2 separate regions of the Homo sapiens genome follow, and region 2 is linked to region 1. The links are chromatin loops, found by intact Hi-C in ENCODE. Cell type or tissue: psoas muscle. All regions are shown on one strand.

Region 1 (8,000 bases):
AAGTCATACAATATACACAATTTAGTTTCCTGTTTTTTAAATTTAAAATTATGAAAGTATTTTACTTGCACGTTAAACTCTTTATAAGAATATTTATGATGCATCAATAATAGAATATTTACTATAAATGGCCAAATAATTGTACTGTATTCTTCATTTATCAGTTCTGTAAAACTTCTCATGTTAAATAAACCCAGATGAGGAAGCTTCATTGATTTTTCTGGTGTTTTAGCAGTGTTTCCTAATCTCTTGCTTTCTCTCATGTCTTTGAGGGTCTAATGAAATCAGTGGATCTCTTCTCAGACGTGTGTACATACACAATACACATTTTTTTTTCTGTATTGTAAAGCGGTCTCCAGACCTCCTGAAGACTATCTATGGATCCATTAAAGGAATATAAATCCCGGACTATGAATTCCAATTTTTCAGTACAAACTTTCTTTCAAATATGGGAAAAATCAGGAGAAGAATTTAACTGTGACGTTGAGATGTCTGTCACTTGCTGGTCTCAGTGGAACTTAATGATCTGAGTGTGCTGTGTGGTATACTTATTGCCAACTGTTCAGTACCCTGAGGCCATCTTTAGAGTTTGTTTATTCCAGGCCATTGTACCAGAACGTCTTTATTGATGAAATTGGCTGTGTGCGGTTGGAAGGGGTATGAAGAGTCTCTAGGTTATTAACTTGGGCAGAACTGTGAAGTCACATCTTCAGAGCCTAGAGACAAGTCTCTTTGCAGACACGACTGGCTTGGTTCACAATGGGAAAGTATCCAAAGATTTTCCTTGGTGATTTCTAACTTTTCCTTCAGGTGTTTTCATCTTTCTGTTTGGTATTCCATCCTCAAGCTCTACCAAATTCTCCCTTTCAAGCACTCTTAATTAGCACTTACAGCATTTCCCTTTTCATTTCTTGCCCCATCACTGTCTTGTCTATTTTATTCTTTTCAACCTAGGCTAGGTACTGTTCTGGGACACAAAAATAAAAAGATATTTTCTCAACATATAGTATGTTTCACCCTATGCTGTGCTATTCAAAATCTGTAGAAATTCCTTGAAAGAGGTGATTGTTCTCAAACTTCCGTTCTATGCATTCCCTTGGCTGTTTTATTGCTATAGAAACCTCAATAGGCCTGAAAGTCAATTCACTTCTCTGACTCCCTTGGCCTGAACCAGGCTCTTTTCTTACTGTGAAATTATTCCAATCCCCTTAGACTCAAAACTGCCCAGACATTTTCCACATCTTTATCTCACTGTCCAATTAGAAACACGGTATCCAGTCCTTCCTAGAAAACAAATCGTTTCTTACATTCCTTCCTTTTAATACCTATTGCTCCAGGCCCATAAGTATGACTTAGATTTCTTGTTTACTTTCTACATTGTTCTATATTCCTACCAAATAACATTCCAAAACATTACTTTGATTATATTATACATGTACTCTAAAACATTTGATGATTACTCCATTTCCTAAAGGGGAAAGAGCTTTCAATTGAATAATTATTCAACTAGAATATCTTAAATGCCATTCTCCATGCTGTATAGGGTACAAATGTGATTTTGATGTAGCTTCCCAAGAAACTCACAGTATAGCAGGAAAACTGAGGTGCACATAGTTAACTATAGTGCTATATAGAAGGTGCTGTAAGTCTTGAGAGACAAAGTTTTACTAAATCTGAGAGAAGAGAGTGATAATTCCTTCTGATAGAGAGGCATAGGGGAAGATACTACTTTAAAGCCATATCTGAAAGAAAGTAGGATGTAGACACAAGGAGAAATGAGGCAGCATATTTGAAAATGGAGAGGATAATCTGAAAAAAACCAATACCCAGCCAAGGCAAAAAATACCCCAACAAAATTTGGGGAACTTCAAGTTATCCAATTCGAAGTTGTTACTCTGGCTCTGAGGGCTTTCCAGATAATGGACAGCCATCTTTCTGGACATGTCTCCTTCCATTCCCTACCCACATTGTCCTAGGCTTTCTTGTCTGACAATGCTTTGATTTCATTTTATCCTTTCCTTTTACTTTTCTGCTAGTGGGCTCTTACTTTTCTCTCTAACCAAAGTTCAAACTGCCAGTCTGATGTCCCAATTCACATCTGAAAATGTGTTTTCTTTGTAGGTGCAGTGTTTGTTTTTAAATTAAATTTGAATGCCTAAATGTGGGGCAAGCACACTCTATTTCACCACAGTCTGCCTAATTTTCATTGTCATATTTTCTAAATTGGCTTTTCTCTTTTTAGTTTCTGCTCAGGCTCTTGTCATAGGGATTTAAAATCCCTTGAGCTCACTCAAATTCTACTGAATTTTTCTTTAAGAAAGACTGTCCAAGCCACTGTAGCCCATAGAAATAACTTCTATCTTTAAATTTTCTTTCTCTTCTGATCATACTGTTTTATGCCTTTCAGTTATAAATTATGTATTGCCTTAAAATACCTCTAAATTGAGTGATTTAATAGCTGCTTAAATGTTTAACTATTATACCTTATCTCTTCAGCCAGCTGAAAGAACTAGAAGTATTTCATGCCCACAAGAATGACTTAAATTCAGCATGAGTGCAAAAAACATTAGGTTGAACCATAAGGAATTACTACTTTTGTTTGTCCAAATGGTTGAATATCAGCAATTTGAAAGCATTTGATGTAATAGTCAAATTCGATTTTTTACCTTGCAAATTTATAAAACTCCCCGAAATGGATTTTTAAAATTTTATAGCTAAATATTTGTTTATTTAGCATCTTTCATATGGAAACATTTCAATAACGTTTGATAGAGCTTGACCACTGTATTTATAAATTGAGCTTAAAAAGTCATTTTAATCTGGGCATATGAAGAATAAATATCATTAATCTATACTTAAAATAGAAAAATCACTATTTTGTTGAGGAAAGGTAACATCTTAGGCAAGATCACGTCATATTTTATCAGCGATTTTTTCATAGAAAGAAAGAGAAGTAGACAGTTGTAGTTGCTTGAGTATTATCATGGACTCAGTTACTTGAACTTTAATTCTGGTCTGAAACAAGTCACTTCATCTTTTTATCTTCTGTTTCCTGTTGTGTAAAATAGAAATAATGGTAATGATACCTTTCTCACAAGCTTGTTGGAAGGATCAAATAAGAGAACATGTAAAAGATTTCAAGGATATGCCTAGTACATAATAGACACTCAGTTTCCTTTCCTTTTTTTGTTCAGGCAGCGGTGGTCTTAGGGAGAATCTTAGTTACAAATGACAGTAATTTGTAATCATCAAGACTCGGGAAAATATTTGCTTTCTTATCTACTCACGTTTTATTCATTTGGATCTACATAATAAGTATCTCTGACTTTGTGTCTCAGTACCTTTACCTATTCATCTATTGTTGCTTTTTTTGTCCCAGACAACTTCAAGTCTCTTAATCTTTGCTTGAACTATAATTTTCCCCACACTCACTAGGGCCCATTTCTCCATACCCTGTACTTCTTTCTTCTTTGCAGCACTCATCACAATTGCAATGGAAAAGTAATCGTGGAGCTCAGTGTTTAATATCTGCACCTTTGCTAGTACACCTTTACTAGTACAGTGACCATGCTGATTTCATTTGTTGTTGTTACTACAGAACCAAGCATAGTATCTGGCCTATAGTATTGTAATGTTTAATGAGTACTTGAGAATCAATGATTGACAGTTTTAATTCATACATTTATAGACAAAGACCTAAGAGTGGCCCATGCACAGCCAAGATGGAATAAGAGTCTGTTAGCTGGTCTCAAACTCATTTTCCAGCTATAAACTACCTAAAAGAAGTACAGATTCTTATTTATGAAACTGGTAGAAAGGAGAATCTTGCCTTTAGTGAAACCAGTGACATGAGCTCTGTATTCAAAATGATCAGAATATAAACATTTGCGAGTAACTAATGCTGAAATTTGGAGAATTAGAAATGCAAATGTTATTCAGAGTATAAGAGCCAAGTTCAATTGCTGACTCAGATGAGAAAGTTAGTTTTAGTTGATACAGTGAATTTACCATTAAGTTTCCTTTATGTGTATAAAAAACATAGTAAATTCATTCCACTTGTCCCTTACCCACTTCTCTTCTTTCTTAAATATACTCCTAATAATTTTGCCTCCTGCTTTCTTCCATATGCCAGTGAGATGAATCTATCCGTGCATATTTATCTATCTGTGGATGTCCATGGATACCTATCCATCTATCTTATCTATCTCTGCATACCTAACTATCTACTGATATCTATTTAACTCATGTGTCATATCTGGAGAATGTAGATAACTGTGTATGAGTGTGCACACATGTGTGCTTCTATGTATGTATTTCACTAATGTTCTGAAATATTTTCCAAATAAGTTTTTTTTAATTTTATTTTTCCATAAGTTATTGGGGTACAGGTAGTATTTGGCTACATGAGCAAGTTTTTTAGTGGTGATTTTTAAGCTTTTGGTATATACTATACCATATTTGTAGTCTTCTATCCCTTGCCCCATTCCTACTCTTCCCCTCAACTCCGCAGAATCCTTTGTATCATTTTTATGCCTTTGCATCCTCATAGCTTAGCTCCCACATATCAGTGAGAACATATGGTCTTTGGTTTTCCATTCCTGAGTTACTTCACTTAGAATAATAGTCTCCAATCTCATCCAGGTCACTGCAAATGCTGTTAACTCATTCATTTTTATGGCTGAGTAGTATTCCATCTTATATATGTACACCACAGTTTATTTATCCACTTGTTGATTGATGGGCATTTGGGTTGGTCCCATGATTTTGCAGTTGTGAATTGTGCTACTATAAACCTGCGTGTGCAAGTATCTTTTTTGAATATTGACTTCTTTTCCTCTGGGTAGATACCCAGGAGGGGACTGCTGGATCAAATGGTAGTTCTACTTTTAGTTCTTTAGGGAATCTCCACACTGTTTTCCATAGTGGCTGTACTAGTTTACATTTTCACCAGCAGTGTAGAAGTGTTCCCTGATCACCGCATCCACACGAACATCTGTTTTTTGATTTTTTTTTTTAATTATGGCCATTCATACAGGAGTTAAGGGGGTATCACATTGTGGTTTTGACTTGCATTTCCCTGATCATTAGTGATATTGTGCATTTTTTCATGTTTGTTTGCCATTTGTTTATCTTCTTTTGAGAATTGTCTATTCATGTTCTTAGCTCACTTTTTGATGGGATTGTTTTTTTCTTACTGCTTTGAGTTCGTTGTAGATTCTGGATATTAGTCCCTTGTCAGATGTATAGATGGTGAAGATTTTCTTCTAAATAAGTTTTCCGGATGGGTTGTTTGAATTTCGTTTGGAGTTAAGACATCTCTTCTTTTTATCATGTAACATTTTGTTATTTTCTCCTTTTGTGCTCAAAGAAGCTGTTGTTTTGCTATAATTTTTACGGCAGGATCTGATACTTTGCAAGTGGCCAAACCTGTTCACATTAGTTTAAGTTCCCAGATACCTCATTTTGATGCTCTGAAAAACAGTAGACTCTGTTGATCCCTGGGCTCTGGATGGCAAATCTGCATTTCCTCTCCTGGGGCACTGAAGCCACATTAGGGAAATTGAAGAAAAAAATTCTTTTTTGTTGTTGTTGAGTTTTAAGTGACTTTGCTCTGAAGCTAAAGTCTCCCTTGGGTGGTACATGTAGAACTGTTAAAGAATTGAGAGGCTAGTGAATGTGTCTGTAGGCCCGAATATACTCTGTACTCTGTCAACTATTCTCAAGGCTGAAATAGGTAGGACTGGGAGGAGTATGGATTAATTCTGCTTCAGTGTTGATGACTTACATTTTTCTTAAGGAAGTTTTTCATACTGTCATTGGCTTTCCTTTGTGCATCTTACATTGAGGCTGAAATAATACAGCCAATTCCACGCATGTACACTAAGGCTCCGTCTCAGAAGTTTTGTGGGGAATGATTTGTGGCAAATTTTTCTTCTCACTTTTTACATTTTTATTTTAAATCTTTCTCATCACCCAGGCGCTTACTTAGACTCTGTCAGACAGAAGTGATTGAAAATAACCAGATATTTTACTTTTCTTGAAAAAAACAGCGATTTTACTTTTTTTATTCTTCTAAACTTTGTGTGTCTATGTATGTTTCTGTATGAGATTGTAAACATAAAAACATGAAAGTCAAGCTTCAAGGAAAGTTTTTTCCTCTTAGCTCATCATATAACTGGTCGTTCCTCTTTTTGTTGTATAACTATGTAAGATGGATGCTGCCAAGATCTTCCTGACAGTGGCACAGAAATCCCTGACTAACAAGTCTTTGATTACTGTGGTTATTTTGAAGATAGGAAAAGAACCCTTCATCTTCTTAGAACCAGAGCTGCCCAAAGAATATTATATAGCAATTAAGGAGTTATTGGAGAATGTAGATGATGTAGAAATATATGCACAATATATGATTGAGTAGAAAAGTATGTTATAACATAATAGAAAAGTTATATACGTATGCATCTGTGTGTGCCCGTGTCTGTACATGTCTTGATGAATATTTATTTTGATGTTAGTAGTGGTTGTCTCTAGAGATAGTATTTTGGTTTAAAATTTTTAATAAAATTGCAGTAAAATTAACTAATAATGGAGGTAACCTTTCCTGAGGGCTTACTATATGTTAGGCATTGTGAATGCGATATCTGACTTGTTTCACTTCTCAAATTACTTAATATTATACATATTTTAATAAGTAATAAAATAATGTTGCTGTTTCAAAAGAAGTTTTCCTTTTTCTTCCTACTTTGCCAACAACAAATATTTAATTACAGAAATTGTGGCATTAACATTCCTTTTCATGAAGATTCAAAGTCTTCCATTTTATTATACTTCAAGAAATCTCTTCATAGGCAGTTTATAGATGTAAAGTAGAATGGCTGTTGGTATAAGTTAAGATGTGGTATTTAGGATTCTGTCACTTTTGAACATCTGTGGCTCTATAAACACTAGGTCCTTCCCTGAGAGAGATCCCACAGATGATTTGCTGCTATAAAATTAAAGATCATGCTCAATTATCTGGTTTGACCATGAGGATTTAGAATTCAGAAACTAGGTTTGATGAATTCTTTGGCGTTCTTTGGTCTTCAATGCAGTGGTTCCTGAGGCTGTTGAGGAAGCTTCTTAACTGGCTTACTTTCCATCCATAATTAGGAAACCATTGCCCTTTTAGATAATCTAAATTTTCAAAAATCGAGTCTAATTTATTCCTTCTAACCTCATAGATCATTGATCTATTCATACTCGGTCTCTTTCCCTGAAAAATTTGACCTAACTTATTCTTATATGTTAGATAACTATCTAATAAGTGTAAGAACCATCAGTTGAGCAAATGCTGTCTCTGAGAAAATCATTTCCAAAAATTCTGACTGTTAGCTTATGTTCTCAGTGCCAATGGAAGATCACATGTACTTACTAGAAAAGGATAAATGTTTGTATTGTGTATATGTCTGTCAGCCAAACACATGGTAAACTAAGAATCAAATTGATTTTTACGGAACACTGATTGTCATTTTCTTCAGAAACTTTATAATCTATTCTCAGGTTTTGGAATATTTATTAAAGTTATTGCTATAAATTAATGTTTTGAGCCCTTATCCATGGCTTAAGCTACAGGCCAACTATATAATAACTGGTTTAGTGTTATATAATGAATAATATCATATAGTAATAATTATTTAGGGATTACCATTGCAGCATGAAAATCAATGAAAATGAGTTATATATACACAGTTCCAATATCCAATTGACTACCAGATACATCTGTACCTTGATATTGCACAGACAGTTCAGAGCCAAGATTTCTAGGCTTATTCTTATTAGTTTTGCCAACTCAGCTCTTCGGAATGTGTTCCCTTCCTATATTTGCTATCTTTTTTTTTTTTTCAAAAGACAGAGTCTTGCTCTGTCCCCAGGCTGGAGTGCAGTAGTGCAATCTCAGCTCATTGCAACCTCCACTTCTCGGGTTCAAGTGATTCCCTTGTCTCAGCCTCCCAAGTAGCTGGGAC
Region 2 (8,000 bases), 260 kb before region 1:
ATTTATACAAACATGAGTGCAATTCAAATTTGTTTTGCATGATACTCTGATGAGAAACTGTTGTGTCAAGTAAATTGGGGAGTGTGACTTTGCCTGGAACCAGAATACCAAAATATCACTTCTTATAGAGGACTTGTCTCGTATGTTTTAGGTGAAAAAGTCATTGTAATAAAGCAGAAGAAATTGCCTCAAAAGTGGCATAATATTTCAAGAGCCATTATGGTGAAAATCCTTTCCTTACCAGCTATTATATGAAGTGATGTAACTCTTCACTGACAAAGTTCTCAGAAGAGAAATCTACTTTTTCTTTCCCTACTGTCTCAATTCACTCCCAGCGTTATTTGGTTTCTGCCTCTTTTAGTTTACTAAGTTCTCTTGCCATTGCAAATTGACTGTCTTGTTTAGAAGTACAACGTTTTGACTTGGCTTCTTGGAAGTATTTCACAGAGCTGATCATTTCCTCTCATTTGAGTGTCTTTCTTCCCTTGATTTCAATTTTTTTGAAAAAACATATATTGAGGGACCAAATAGATACAATGTGTCAGAAAACCATTCTAGGTTCTACAGATGTGGAGATGTGTAAAAGTTGGACCATACCCTTGAGGGTTTTATAGGATGGGGCTTCGGTGTCAGGAGGAGACAGGTAATTGCTTTTCTGGAAAATGTGGTACCTGAACTGAGCCTTAAATCTTTTTTTTTTTTTTTTTTTTTTTTTGAGATGAGACCTCTGTCACCTAGGCTGGAGTGCAGTGGCAAAATCACGGCTCACTGTAGCCTCAACCTTCTGGGCTCAAAACTCCTGCCTTAGCCTCCTGTGTAGCTGGGACCATAGGTGCCTGCCACCACACCAGATCATTTTTGTAGGTTTTTTTTTCTTTTTTTTTTATAAAGACAGGATTTTGCTATGTTGCCCAGGCTGGTCTTGAATTCCTGGGCTCAAGTGATCCTCCCACTTTGGCCTCCCAAAGTGCTGGGATTACAAGAGTGAGCCACCATACCTGGCCACAAATCTTAAGTATTAATATGGTTTCCCACTCTTCTTATTTCCTTTCTATCTCTTTGGCTTTTCCTTTTTATTTCTCTTCTTTTTTGCTATTTATGGTCGCTAGTTGTCTTCGTTTATTTGCTGTTATAACAAAATTTACCTTGTATTGGATAATTTACAGACAACAGTTCTGGAGGCTAGGAAGTCCAAAATCAAGGTGTCAGCAGAGTCCATGTCTGGTGAGCACTTGCTCTCTGCTTCCAAGATAGTGCCTCTTGCTGTGTCTTCACATGGCCAAAGAGATGAAACTGTATCCTCACATGGTGGAGGAAGCAGAAGGGCAGAAGAGGTGAACTCACTCCCTCAAGCCCTTTTATAGAGACACTCATCCCACTCATGAGGGCAGAGCCCTGATGGCTTAATCACCTCCAGGTGGCCTCACCTCTTAATACCTTCACCTTGTGGTTTAAGTTCCAACATGTAAATTTTGGAGGGACACATACATGGAAACCATAGCATCAGTCTTTCCTCCTTGACTGTTTATTCTCTTCTCATTCCGCTGACTCCCTATATATGTCTGTGACCTTGATTACTACCTGTATTCTGCTAAGATCTGTCTCTCAAACTCCAAACTAGACACATTGCACCACTTTGAAACACTTTTGTCTGGCCTGGACATTTACTTTTATTTTTATTTTTTGAGACAGGGCCTCACGCTGTCACCCAGGCTGGAGTGCAATGGTGCAATCTTGGCTCACTGCAGCCTTGACCTCCCTGGGCTCAAGTGATCCTCCAGTCTCAGCCTCCCCAGTAGCTGGGACTAAAGGTACATGCCACCATGCCTGGCTAATTTTCATATTTTTTGTGAAGACGAGGTTTTGCCATGTTTCCCAGGCTGATCTCGAACTGTTGTGCTCAAGCAATCCTCCTGTCTTTGCCTCCCAAAGTGCTGGGATTATAGGCGTGAGCCACCACACCTGGTCTGGTCTGGACGTATCACAGGCAAATCAACCTAAGATATCTAAAACGAATAATTATTTAACCCCTTAAATCTATTCTTCCTCCTGTGCTTCCTGTTCATTGGATGGCACCACAGTCTTTAGATACCTAAGCCAAGAATTTAAGAGTCATCCTTGGACTCTTCTTTTTCTCTTATCTACCATGTCTATTTGGTCACCAAGAGCTATTGAGTTTGCTGCTTCACATCTCTCTCATAGCCCTCCACTTCTCTGCATTCCCACTGCTGTCTCCTCAGTTCAAACCTCCTTGTTCTCTACCCATTGTGTTTACCTCCTTCCATCTTCAGACTTCCCCACTTTAAGTCTTTCCATATCGCTCCTGCAGTGACCTCTCAAAGCACAAGTCTGGTCTCTTTATTCCCCTGATTAAAATCTTTCGATCACTCCCTATTGATATCAGGATGTTCTATAAACAGGTTGACCTGGCTTATAAGGCCCCACTGCTGGAACTTCCCTACCTTCTTCCTAATTTCCAACAAATACAACCACATGCGGCTGCTGGTAGACCAGGCTCCCTCATGTTTTTGTGCTTATGTGTTTATTGCTCCTTCTGCCTGGGAATTTTTTTTTTTTTTTTTTTTTTTTTTTGAGACAGAGTCTCGCTTTGTCATCCAGGCTGGAGTGCAGTGGTGCGATCTCGGCTCACTGCAAGCTCCGCCTTCCGGGTTCACCCCATTCTCCTGCCTCAGCCTCCCAAGTAGCTAGGACTACAAGTGCCCACCACCATACCCCGCTAATTTTTTTGTATTTTCAGTAGAGACTGGGTTTCACTGTGTTAGCCAGGATGGTCTCAGTCTCCTGACCTCGTGATCCACCTGCCTTGGCCTTCCAAAGTGCTGGGATTACAGGCGTGAGCCACTGTGCCTGGCCCTGCCTGGGATTTTTTTTGTCCACTTTCTTTACGTGAAAGTCACTTGCAAACTTCAGAAAAACTTCCCTGTCTCCTCCTTTCCCAGTTTAGCTCCCTCTGACCCACAGGTTCCCATAGTGGTATATGAATTCTTGTATCTAGCACTTAACACACCACACATTTATCACCAGTTGATCTGTCTGTAGTTTCTGCTTAGTCTCAGAAGTCCTTGAAGCTAGGGACTGTGTTTTTGTTCTCTGTGGGCTTATCTCCTAGAGTAGTGCCTGACACAAAGGCATAAGAAATGTACTCAACAAATGTGTGTGGAATGAATAAATGAATCCAGGCTTTCCTAAGCACCCATGGCCATCAACCCAACACTGATTCCTTTTTCCATCTGCATTGCAAAAATCAAGAAAAAGGGAAATAATAGAAAAAAGATAAAAAGATTTCTCAATCAAATGATAAATAAATGTCTGGAGAACAAGCAAATCTTGTATGAGGTTTTCAAAACAGTCTAGACTGACATCTAGAGCAAAACCATACAGAAAAATTCCTATTCGGCAAAATGGCATAAAAGATTATGAAAGAGCTTTTGGATAAGTTAAAAAATAGCAACTCAGTGAAAGAAATCCTGAATAGTGAGTTTGAAATTTATTAAAGGATACACGTTTTAAAATAGTCATAGGGGAAGCTTCTCAAAGACTGGAAAGATATCCTTAGGCAGATCTACTTAATGATGATAATAATTGTTGGCCAGGAGCTGTGGCTCACGCCTGCACTCCCAGCACTTTGGGAGGCTGAGGTGGGAGGATCACTGAGTCCAGAAGTTCAAGACCAGCCTGGGTAACATAGTGAGACCCCATCTCTACTAGAAAAAAAAAAATAGCCAGGTGTGGTGGTGCATGCCTGTGGTCCCAGCTATTTGGGAGGCTGAAGTGCGTGGATTGCTTGAGCCTGGGAAGTCAAGGCTGCAGAGAGCCCTGATAGTGCCACTGCACTCCAGCCTGAGTGACACAGCCAGACCCTGTCTCAAGAAAAGGTTATTATTGTTATTTTAGCTAACATATATGAGGATATTCTATGTACCAGGCATTATCCTCAGCATTTTGCATGCATTATCTCAACTAATCTTTACATAACACTATGAAGTATGCCTAACTATTTATGCCTAGGTTGCTGATGAAGAAACTAAGATCTTTGTATCCAGTTCAGCTGGATCAAAACCCAGTGCTTTCTGCCTTCCAATCAGGAGGTTTTTCCTTGGCTATAGAGCTCGACTTTCCAGGCAATGCACAGGCAGGGATGTGTGCTCCAGGGGCCACTCCAGTTCTCAGACAAGCTGCAGACACAGTCAAGGAACAGTTGGCAAGATCATGTATAATAGTGGACCAGAGGCGATGGAAGGAGCTCAACATTTTCACTTAATCCCACTTCTCGCTTTCCTGTGTGGTTTGTGGGTGTGAGTGCTGAAAATGAGCTTCCTCTGCAGGAGGAGGAAGTGGCGGGGCTCGGAGCCAGAATGACTCATCAAAACTCCCTAAGGAAGTCAGGACAACAGCGGGAAACTGAGCTTTCAACATCGGACATTCAGGTGGCTTCAACTGGACATGTATGCATGTGAGAAAGAGGGAGGGAATGAGAGGGGATGCAGTTTAACAAATGAATTATATGGGGAGTGAGTGCAGGAACCTGTCTTCATTTATTCTGAAGCTCCTCAGAATCTCAAGTTCACAGCTCAGCTCATGATAGACCTCTCCCCCTCTATCATGTATGTGCTTGATGAATTAGGAAGATTTTATGAACCAAACATTATGGGATCTAACCATCATACATTTCTATCATATTATTGATCCTTTTATAAAAATGAAAATATGGAGACTAAGAACAGTTATATAACTTGTTCAAGGCCACTCTGAAAATGAGAACTGGAGCTTAGGTCCCAGAGTAGCAGCCCCAATGGGGCACAGACTGAAGGGCTTGGCTTTTGCTGTCTTGTATTGACTTACAAGAGCCCACTGTTAAATATTTAGGAGTTTTCTTTTTTTTTTTTTTTTAATATTTAGGAGTTTTCAAGCCAGTTATTAAATCGTTAGTAGCTTGAAATCAGCATGGCATAAGTATTTATACTACAGAAATTTGTAAATGCTAGAGATGAGGACTCCCTTCCCCCCGACCCCTGCCCACCACCTGGAGACAGATTAGTGTGTCTAACCTGTCATTGTTCCCATGACTATCCCATAAAATAAAGTTTTTATTAAGTGTGACATCACAATCCACTTAGGAGCAGTTTTATTTAGAGCTTCACAGCATCCAACTAAAGCAACAACTTGTCATTTATAGGGCTAGATCCCTATAAATGATAGTTCCAGGGAGTAAGGAAGGTAAAGCTAGTAAGACAAACCAAAAGAGATGTTGCTTTCCTTGTATTTTATTTCTGTTGCAATGCTTTGAAACTTTCTTGTTTATTTACATATTTAAGATCTGTCTCCACAAGAAGGCAGAGGGAGAGATTTCATTTTTGGTGCTTCCCAGTTAGTCGTGTGAAAGAGAATCACAAAAATCTGCCTCTCAACAACAAATATAATCAAAACCAACAGTAAGCTCACCAGCTGCAGTCAAATGAGGAGAAGTTTCCAATTTCACTAACTGTGGAAACCTGGTAGCTAAAGAAAGACTCAGAAGACTCTACCATGGCTGGGCCTAGCATGGCATCTAACCCACACCCACCTTCCAGAGACAGCATGGGAGAGATGGGGAGTCCATAGAGTCCTGAACATTCTTGTCAAAATTCCCCAGTTTGTGGAGAAGGAGACTGAGGGGGTGAGTAGGAAGCCTAGGGAAAGTTAAGAGAAATGCTTAAGTATCATCGCAGGGTATCAGTAGAGAAAAGAAGGGCTTTCCAAGAAATTGGGCAGTAACATGAAGGCTCTGGGCACTCTTGCCCCATGGGAAAGGTTTTGGGGGACTGGCGCCAATAGCCAGGTGATATGCTGTCATACAGGATATTAAGAGAATCTCTGAAGAAATTAGCTGGGTGTGGTGGCTCATGTCTGTAAACCCAGACCTTTGGGAGGTCGAGGTGGGCGGATCACTTGAGGGCAGTTCGAGACCAGCCTGGCCAACATGGTGAAACCTTGTCTGTACTAAAAATACAAAAATTAGCCAGGTGTGGTGGTGCGTGCCTGTAATCCCAGCTACTCGGGAGGTTGAGGCACAAGAATCACTCGAACCCAGGAGGTAGAGGTTGCAGTGAGCTGAGATTGTGCCGCTGCACTACAGCCTGGGTGACAGAGTAAGACTATCTCAAAAACACAAACAAATAAACAAAAACTCTGAAGAAATAGAAGAGCTCATGTCTTCACATTGTGGATTGAGGCTGCTCAGAGCCCCAGCAGAAGGTTCTCCTGTTCCCTTGCACCACAGGCCACAGGAAGATGGGTCTAATACAACATTCACTCCTTCACCTGCTGCCCAGAGGGGAAAACAGCACAGTCTTAGATGAACTGCAAAGGGTGCCAATGAGGCCTGACTTGCAGTCTACCAGAGTAAAGAGAAGTTCTGGTTAGAGCTGTCAGCCTTAAACTTGTGTGAAACAACAACAACAACAAAAATCCAAGCGATGGTGCTAGATAAATTGAGAATAAGGAAGGAAAGAAGCAGGAAGGAAGGAAAAAGGAAGACAAAGAGAAAAAAAGGAAAAAAAGAAGGAAGGAAGGAAAAAGGAAAATGAAGGAAGGAGGGGGAAAGGAAAAAAAGGAAAGAAGGAAGGAAAAAAAGAGGGAAGGAGGAAAGGAAAGAGAGGAGGGAAGAGGGAGAAAAGATGAAAAGGAAGGAAGGCTAGAAGGGAGAAGACAGCATGGAGGGAAGTAAGGGGGAAGAAGAAGGGAAGGAGGAAGGAAGAAGAGAAGGAAGAAAGGACAGGAGGCAGACAAAGGAATGAAAGGGAGGAAAGAGGAGAAGGGAAAGAAGGAAGTAAGGGAGGGAAAAGAAGAAGGGACTAAGGAGGGAAGAAGGAATGTAGTGGGCAAAACACAGTTGAATAGTCCACATTTCCATGGGTCCTTTGGGTCATAAAAGAATTAGAAATAGGATTCCTTGTTAAAAACAGGAATTTATAAAATAAGAATTTAAGGACATGATGGCAGGAAAACCTCAAAAACAAAAAAACACAAAAAGCAGAACAAAATGAGACAGATTTCAGAGTCAAGGGAATAACTTAAGAAACAAAACAATATTATAAAACATACATAAATTAGAAACAACAGACAGCAGAGTACACACAGCTGAAAATCAAATTATTTACATAGAGGAAATGCTGACAATATCATAGTGAATGTAGCAAAGGTAAGAGTTGAATGCAGTTAGAATGAAAGGTCTCACCACCACAGATCCTCCGGCTCACTCTTAGGTCTACATCCCACCAATTCTTTTTTTTTTTTTTTCAGAGCTAGGATCTTACTCTGTTGCCCAGGCTGGAGTGCAGTCATATGATCATAGCTCACTGCAATGATGAACTCTTGGGCACAAGTGATCCTCCTGCCTCAGTCCACAAATAGCTGGGGCTACAGGTGTGCTTTAGCATGTATGACTAATTTTTAAATTTTTCATAGAGATAGGGTCTCACTATGTTGCCCAGCCTGGTCTCAAACTCCCAGGGTGAAGCAATCCTCCCACTGGGCCTCCCAAAGTGCTGGGATTACAGGCATGAGCCACTGTGCCCAGCCCCCTACCAGTTCTTCTATTTCATGGGGATCCCCATCTACTAACCCCACCACTTTTCATTATTCAGCATTTCATTATCAAGCTTTCCAGTCTCATTCTCTCTTCATCCAGCTTAGATTTACTTAAAAGCACATTCCTTTGAAAATCTGAATAATGCTTTTTATTTCCTTTCTGTTTTTTTGCAAATGTCCCCCCTGCTTGGTTTAGAGCACGAGATTTCCCATGTTGAAGGTGTTGACGCTATGTTCTGTCACTGTAATTAACCCCTGGGAAATTAGGAGTTTAAGTTAACTGTCTTGCCTTCCTGTCTTCCTTCATAGTGTTTACTTGGCAAAACAAACAAACTAACAAAAATAAAACTAAAGTGAAAACAAAAACCCTACCATTATGAAAGCCAACTACTTGCCCACTTTGAGCACCT

What was found. A loop is a pair of places that touch in the nucleus more often than their neighbours do. Peaks named below come from ENCODE experiments on the same cell type or tissue, not always from the same donor. Only the 100,000 strongest peaks of a DNase experiment are listed, where the experiment ranks them.
Region 2: a loop joins it to region 1, with 15 times the contacts of the local background. A loop is called at or near these places in 1 of 110 quality-filtered maps.

The regions. Positions count from the first base shown.
Region 1 is chr9:71,386,329-71,394,328 of GRCh38, reverse strand. It overlaps a transcript of TRPM3 not described here. Among named protein-coding and RNA genes, the nearest start is that of TRPM3, 270 kb to the right of the region's middle. In psoas muscle, no CTCF peak of the experiment used is centred here; no DNase peak of the experiment used is centred here.
Region 2 is chr9:71,643,723-71,651,722 of GRCh38, reverse strand. No RefSeq gene overlaps it. Among named protein-coding and RNA genes, the nearest start is that of CEMIP2, 120 kb to the left of the region's middle. In psoas muscle, no CTCF peak of the experiment used is centred here; a DNase peak (open chromatin) is centred at 4,372.